Linked DNA regions of Mus musculus: region 1 is linked to region 2. A link is a loop called in an ENCODE intact Hi-C map of the cell type or tissue named here. Cell type or tissue: heart. All regions are shown on one strand. Region 1 overlaps Myh10 (myosin, heavy polypeptide 10, non-muscle). Region 2 overlaps Ccdc42 (coiled-coil domain containing 42).

What was found. A loop is a pair of places that touch in the nucleus more often than their neighbours do. Peaks named below come from ENCODE experiments on the same cell type or tissue, not always from the same donor. Only the 100,000 strongest peaks of a DNase experiment are listed, where the experiment ranks them.
Region 1: a loop joins it to region 2, with 2.6 times the contacts of the local background. A loop is called at or near these places in 18 of 42 quality-filtered maps.

Annotation. Positions count from the first base shown.
Region 1 is chr11:68,722,320-68,726,319 of GRCm38, reverse strand. All of the region lies in intron 3 of Myh10 (myosin, heavy polypeptide 10, non-muscle), which reads right to left. Among named protein-coding and RNA genes, the nearest start is that of Myh10, 32 kb to the right of the region's middle. In heart, a CTCF peak has its summit at 1,995 (motif pointing right); no DNase peak of the experiment used is centred here.
Region 2 is chr11:68,587,399-68,591,398 of GRCm38, reverse strand. It overlaps Ccdc42 (coiled-coil domain containing 42), which reads right to left. Exons shown (of 7, transcript NM_177779.3): 2 at 3,657-3,762; 3 at 3,118-3,222; 4 at 326-523. Among named protein-coding and RNA genes, the nearest start is that of Ccdc42, 2.4 kb to the right of the region's middle. In heart, a CTCF peak has its summit at 1,784 (motif pointing right); a DNase peak (open chromatin) is centred at 1,798; H3K27ac peaks cover 2,325 bases.

The sequences.
Region 1 (4,000 bases), 130 kb before region 2:
TGTTGAAAGCAAGGCAGCAGGTAGTGATTCAGGAGAGATGAAGGGATGGCAGGACTAGCCTTGGATGGCAACAGGCACAACAGGAGATGGCTTGTACATCTAGTGGGGACAATCAGCTTACTGGTGACTTCTAGTTTCTCAGAAATGAGAAATCACTTGGTATACGGGAAGCTGAAGGACACGTAAGGAGCCAGAGGTCTAAAGCACACAGGGCCCCCAAACTGTCATGACAGAGACTGTCAATCATCTCTCTCCAGGTAGAGCTGGCACGTTGTCCTAAGGGCAGAGTCACTTCAGTCATGAATTTCCAGCAAGGTCAGTCTGTTCACTTGTATGAACATGACTCCCAGAGAACCAGCAGCCCAAGTAAGAATGCCAAGAGGTACAGACAGCCCAATTCATTCAGCAGGAGAAGTCTGGCAAACAGGTGTAACAAAGGCAGGTATGAGAAGACCGATGCTAGGAGAGAGCATGAACCACACTGAGGGACAGCTACACAGGGACCCACAGGAAGCAAGCATAGATTTTAGTCTTCCTAGAAGGGCATTGTAATAGAATAGAATGAAAACCTGGTGATTCAATAAGATGAAAATGTCTGCAATGTCACCTCAGAAATTGGTGGCACAAGTTAGATGAAGCCTTTTCATGGTGGGAGGAGGTCATGTAAAACTCTGTGTCTCCTATCATAGGGTCACAACAAAGCTTGAAGAATGAGGGGAACCAAGAAGAGAGCTTTGAGGGGAGGGGGAAGGACATAGCTTTCCCAGGGTACAGAAGAAAAAGTTTAGTAGAGATATAAGAGAAGTTAAGGACAAAACTCCCATCTTCTAGAACACGGGGTTTCAATTGTAGGGTATCTTCAATGAGTGGGCTCAAATGATATTTTCAAGGAAAATGTCCAAGAACCAATTAAATCCTGGAAGAAAAATCAAGGCACACTGAGCAGAACATCTGGGTAAGCTGGCTCATCAGAGACTGGGAGTTACCTGAAGCAAAATGAAAAGGGAAGCAGGAAGATAAGGAGTTCAAAGCCATCCCTGGCTACACTGAGTGCAAGGACAACCTGGGCTCCATTAGCCTGCCAGGGAAGGAAGGAAGGAGAGGGGACAGCCAACACAGATTCAAATACAACTAAGCTACCCAGCAGAACGAGACATTTGGGTTTCATTCTAAGACTCCAAGAAAGCAGCATGCACTTAAATCGTTATGTACACCAAAAAGGAGCCTCTGAGGCCACTGTGCAGCTGGATCAGGAGCTCCGCAGCAGCGCTGGCCAAAGGAGACGGCGTCAGGAACAAGGGAAGGGGAGCCAGATGACAGAGAGCCGGTACAGAAGGTGGGCCGACTGACCTCAGAGGATTATATACACAGGGAGCCCTCGGTGCTTCGGCCTTTGGTTTCTGAGTCTCAGCACTACAAATGAGGTCTAATAGTAATGATTCCTGTCCATGAAGATCCTCTGACCTTGGCCTGTCTGTCACACTATGTAAGACGAGGTATATAACACCTCCCCGTTCAATATCCTGTCTGGCAGGTCTAAGTCTTTTCTTTAGCTCAGGTATATTTTTCCAAATTATCATTTCTATCATAGAACCTGAAGAAGACTCCATGTCTCCACCTCTCGCTCACAAGTTCCCTTGCGTCTTTCTTATTTGCATCTAGTCTTCAGAAAAACTGCTTTAGTCTCTGGCTGTGCCAATACTGCTGCCCCAAGCTTCTACTAAACGTGACTTTTTTACAATTGAATTCACAACCAAGAGCTTTGCTTCTGCCCATTCATTCAACAAATATTTATTGAGCAACTAGTATGTGCTAAGGACACTCTGCATTTTACTAACATGGTGTCCCTTAGACTCCAAACCTAAGGAAAAAAAAAAAACAAACAAGGTTTGTTTTTGTTGTTGTTTTTTAGATTTATTTATTTTTATTTTATATGTATAGATAAATGTTTTGCCTGTGTGTATGTGGGGCACCATGTGCATGCAGTGCCCATGGAGGCCAGAAGAGGGCATCAGATGCCCCAGAATTGTCAGCCACCATGTGGGTGCTGGGATTTGAACTTGGTTTCTTTGAAAGAGCAGTCAGCATTCTTAACCACTAAGCCACTTCTCTGGCCCTTATATTTCTTAAAAACAAAACCTTTTACCATTTCTGTCAGTAAATCTGATGTTGCAAAACATGTGCCCAGAATAGTTATACAAGACATAAAACTAGGATATTTAACTGATGGAAGAATCCAGAATTTTAAAAGATCTTGACAGACTAAATGGGGGACTGATTATAACATAAAAGTTGAGAGGTACCCTATGTTCTGAATTATCCACATGGTCCCCTCTGAGGCTCTCTGTCCACATGGTATATGGGCCTAACCTGATAGCCTGGTGTGAGTGTTACTGGCCCTCTCCCCTGTGTCCTGCAGTATATAAGCATCCCACGTGGTGTGGGTAAGAATGTTTCCAGTAGCCAGCCACCACGTGTGGACGCTCAAGCCCATGATAGGCATCCAGGGGATGGAACAGGAAGATTGTGAGTTTCAGGTCACCCTGGGCTACAAAGAGACCCGATTTCAAAACCAAAACACAGAAAATATGTCAGGTTTTTAATTCTATCTCACACTTTTAACAACCTACATGTTCTTGGTCAAGTTATTTAATTTCTTTGTGCCTCAGTATAATAGGAATAAATACAAATACATATTATAATTTAAAACACAAATTATTATGGCTAATAGCAATTTTCAATGAGTTGTCCTTTCTACATTAGTAACGATAACACTATCAACCTACATGTTCTTGGTCAAGTTATTTAATTTCTTTGTGCCTCAGTATAATAGGATAAATACAAATACATATTATAATTTAAAACACAAATTATTATGGCTAATAGCAATTTTCAATGAGTTGTCCTTTCTAGCATTAGTCACGATAACACTATCATATGCTCGCAGACCACATATTCCTCATATCTTCCTCTTCTGTATTTGTCAAGCTGACTTGGAAACCATTCACAAGACATATAGCATCTATTTTTGTAAGCTGGTATAGTAGAGCCAACTCTCCTTTCTGCCTGGGAAGATTTAAAATTTCAATGACTTTTCTCAGATGTACTTCTACCAGACTCATGTCACCCACCAACTTTGCAGGCACACAGCCTGCATCCTCACATATATGGGTAGGGATGCTAATTAGGACACATCCCTCTGGTACACACCTGAGCAGCCCAGGCAACTCACACATCTGTCAGCAGCTCCAGTACAACCTAGCAAGGGTCACACAGGGGGTTATAGGATGGTGTGAGCCTCAACTGTCTGACGAACTCTCCACTGTGCTTCTGTCTGCTGATAAGTCCAAACTAATAGTGCATCTGTATTCATATCGCTTTAAACTGATCTCAATACATTAAATAACAACAGGTTCTACACTCTTTCCTGGTATGCACACTATGCTCAGAAGACTGCAATATTTTCTCCTTTTAAAGGAAATTAGAATCATGTATAGGAGAGCCTATCCCCAGCCTATTCAACAGTTCTCCTGGGAACTTTCCTTCTCTATAGCAATCCAGGCATAGAGAGGCAACAGTGTCAGCTGAAACAAGGGCTCCCAGACTCAGTTAAAGGGGTACTCTTTGAATTCTCACCTCACAAGACACTCTATTAAAAAAAAAAAAGGCTTCCATAAATCATCGTCCAAAGTCAGGGTTCAAATGAAGGACTCAACAAATCTATAACTCATTTTGATCCAAACGTAAAAGCTTTTAATGTCAACCACCACACAATTCAACACATTCTAAAACTTTTCTCATCTCTTTATTTGCATTTAAACTAGAAGTAAGATTCTATAATGTGATGTGTCCATCTTTCCTTTACTCTTATTGGTTTCATATTTATCTAGAAGTACTACAGACTGAACCTAGGGCCTGTACATGCGAAGCAGGAAGCCTGCCTACCCCTTAGCTATATCCCCAACAGTGTCTCAGTAATTTACCCAGGCTGGCCTTGAAC
Region 2 (4,000 bases):
CTCTCTCTCTCTCTCTCTCTCTCTCTCTCTCTCTCTCTCTCTCTCTCAGACATACACAAACACAGATGTAAACACACAACCCACATATAGAGGTATGGATGTGCACAGCCTCCTGCTTTGAGAGCCCCACCCAATCTCATAGTAGGTGGGGTGGTTGGAGGGGGCTTGGCCATCCATCTCCCAGGGCCACTGCCCCTCCCCAGATCAGGATAACTATTCCAAGGGCCCCTAAACCCTAGCCAGCTGGAGCTGAACTCTATTCCATTAACTTGAAGGGTTCTGACAAAGGGCCCTGTGGTGTGGTGCCTCCAGCCCTGGGACCCACCTCAGAGTTCTCCACCACCTTCTCCAGGTACTTGTTGAAGATGGCGTAGTCTTGCAGCTTGACACTCAGCTTCTGGTGTTCCAGCCTCAGCGCCATCATCTCCTGCTTGGCCTTGGCCAGCTCCCGCAGGCGCAGTCGCTTCAGTTCACGCTCCTTGTTGGCTTTTTTTAGGGCTCGGATCCGTTTCTGGTCGTTCTCCTGGGATGAGGAAGGCGTGTAAATCAGGCAAGCTGTTCGCCCTTTCCTCCCGAGACCCTGGCCTACCTGGGGCTGGTGATAGATACCCTTTGCCCCTTCTGTCTGCTGAGCTCAGATCACCAGAGGGCAGGCAGAGCTTGCTGGGTTGCCCATGTTGGAAACGGGGTGTGAAAGAAAAGGACTTGGTGAGGTTTTCGTTAAGTGAAGGGACTTAGTAAAGCTGAGGGGCTTCTGTGGCCTGAGGAGGCTGTGAGTTCAGTAATTCAGCTCAAGGTCAAGAGGTGGCCTTAGGAAGGACAAGCAGGAAATTCTGCTTCTGTGGGAGTTTGTCTCTGGGCTTCATAGGGGGGCGGGGATGGGAAGAGAACACACAGAAAGAGGGAGGTGGAGGAAGATCAAGCTTGCATCCAAGAAAGCCAACAAAGACTGAGTGGAAGCAGGAAGCCTTTGGCAGAGCTTTTGCGCTTTCTGATTTTAGTGGTGGCCATTTGTCACAGGGCAGATGGCTCAGCCGGGACTGGGAATTCCACATGGTCTCCTGATTTGGTACATAGTACCTCTGTTTCTCCAGCTGTTCGCTGAAAGGTGGTAGCCCTCTCTTCCTACAAAGTCCATGACAGTAGTAATGGAACCATATGTTAAATGCTTCTGACAGTCCAGACTGGCATCGACCAGGGCTAGAGGAGATGACAGTGGTAACTGAATTCTGCACGCAGGAGGGATGAGGCTCAGCTACTGACCCTGCCTCTTCTTTCTGCAGCATCAGGACCAGTGCAAGTCAACCCCTTGCACTTGACCAGGTGTCACCAGGTGTCTCTTTTCTCCTGTCATGGGCCCCCATGATTCCTCATGGATGAACAAGGATAGTGGGGACATTTAGGGGGGATGGAGAGACGCACCAGATATGTGCCCTGCTCCAAAGCACCAGAGAGGCCCGGGGAATCCCAAATCAGTCATATATGAATCACCTAGAAAGTTTTTAAACACCTATAGGTGTCTGGTCTCAACCTGAGACCTGCTAGAGGCAGAAGAAGGAAGAAGTTACCAGCGTCTGTATTTGTGAAGAGTACCATGAGATTCCACAGCTTCTGACTTCCTGGAAGTCATTTGGAGAGTCCTTCACTCTCAGACTTCCTGTCCTCTTCAATACTCCATCAACTTTGCTCTGGTCCAGGAGGACTGTATCTCAGAACACTGACATCCCTGCTCTGCCCAGTTGTGCATAGAATGAGGGACCTTACAAGTAGGGTTCCTCCAGGAGAGGGCAGCAGTGAGCCCTCCTTGCAACAGCTCCCAACTCCTCAGGACTTCTCTACTGCTGGTCCTGGAGCATTGCTGGCCAACAAGTCTGAGTGAGGCTTTTGTTTTGTTTACATTGTTATTTATTTTTGTGTATGCACGTGTATGCCTGTGAACATGCTTCAGTGCACGCCCAGAGATCAGAGGAAAACTCGGGGGGAGTCAATTCTCTTTTTTTTCTAACATGCAAGTACGTCCCAGGGGGTCTAGCTCAGGCTCTCAGCATTGGCGGTAAGTGCTTTCACCTACGGAGCCATCTTGCCAGCTCAAATCATTCCTCTAAGTACTGATGAAGAGGGCCATCCTCTGAGCCAAACTGCTGTCATCTCTAGGGCCCAGCCACAGAAGATCCATCACAGCTGGGCTGGCTGACTGTTGGTGCTCCCTCATTGTAAGGGGTGGGGAAGGACCAGGGGACCCTCACTTGAGTCCTCAGCCACTCCTTCCAACCAGTTGGATGCAAGTGTGCCTTAGTTGCGTGTGTCCCTAGTGTCTCTGGGAGGCGTTAGAGTGTACCTGGAGAACAAGTACCTGGAGAAGGTGGTGGAGAATTCTGAGGTGGGTCCCAGGGCTGGAGGCGCCACACCACTGGGCCCTTTGTCAGAACCCTTCAAGTTAATGGAATAGAGTTCAGCTCCAGCTTCCCTATAGGTGGGGAAGAACTAGGGGAGAGGCGACATCTATGTAAGCATGGAAGCCATCATCCGCGCTGTACAAATCTTCCAGTGTGGCTGCTTTAGCACACTTTCGCACACATTCTTGCTCCTGCTTATCACTACCCATTTGTACTCATTGGTTCCTCCAGATCACTGAGATCTTAGAAGGAAGAAAGGGGGCATTGCTTAACTCCCTAACCCAAGGTCAAGATTCTTGAGTCTCTTACTAGTCTTTTTGTTTCATGGTCCTTCATTGCAATGGTTTCCTGCCTTCATCTGTCCCTTGCTTTCAATGCAAGGACAAAGAGGGAGGGATACAGTGAGGGAGTGACCAAGCCCCTGACTCACTTCTGTATCCATCAGATCCACTCGTCCACCCAGCCACCTGGGTACTGGCAAGGAAACAGGAAAGGGTCAAGTAGAGAGAAGAGACTGGCAGGTAAACGGGACATCTCAGATAGAGGTAGATAGAATATAGAAGATGCCTGGGAAAGATCAGGCACTCCTGGACCAGGGAAGACACCTTTAATCCCGGAGGTCGGGAGCGTGGGGAGCCCACAAAGTCAAGTAGAGGGGAAGAACCACCTGGCCCAGTGCAGTGTAAAGTCTCTGCCTTCTGCAGGTCACCCCACTTCATACCTGGATGAATTGCTCGAACTTCTGGATATGGGCCTTCAGCTGCTCTTCCTTAATACCTAGTTCTTCCCAGCGCAAGTTCAGCGTTTCCATTCTCCGTTGGAATGCCTGTAGGGCATGTGAGAAGGTGAAAGTCAGAGAGCCAGCCACCTGACATGGGCTCTCAGAAAGAGTCTAACATCATTTGCCCAAAGTGTTTTTTTATCCTTTAGCCTGGGGGGCTCTTGGAACGCTGATGATGTAGCTCAGTGGAAAAGAAGTCGCTAGGAGTTAAATCCCCAACTCTTCAAATGAAACGTAGTTACAGAAGGACTTGTAGTTTGCACTCTCTATCCTGTACAGAGATCCTAGTATAGTATCCCATGACCCTAGTTCCCCCAAGACTCAGACCCTTTCTGTTCTTTGTGGAGGAAAGAGTCCAGAACCAGTTGTAGCCACCCTACCCCCAAAGCGAGGGCCCACCATCCATTAACCTCGAGCCTCAGCCAATCCATTCCCTACCCTGAACCCCTACCCTTATCACCCCCAACTCCCCACCTCACCTCCTTCTTATGTTCCATGGCCTCCTGCATGATCTTGGCCTCTTTCTTCTTCTCCAGGAGCTGGATAGATGGGGAGTCTGACTGCTCCTCAACATTTGGGAACTTCCTGCCCGAGAACAACGAAAAGGGAACAGGACCCTCTGAGAGGCAGGAGCAGGATCGGGTAGGGAGCACCTCAGAGATGGATGCCCATGGGAAGGAAAAGAGGTCTCCACTCTCACCTTAATGAAAGGAGCTGTGTGAGAAGAGAGAGATCTACGAGGGCTTTTTGGGGGCGATTGAGTGATGGGGGCCCAGAGTCAGGGTGGAGTTGGGTCATGGGGTAAGGCAATTAGGAGCACTGG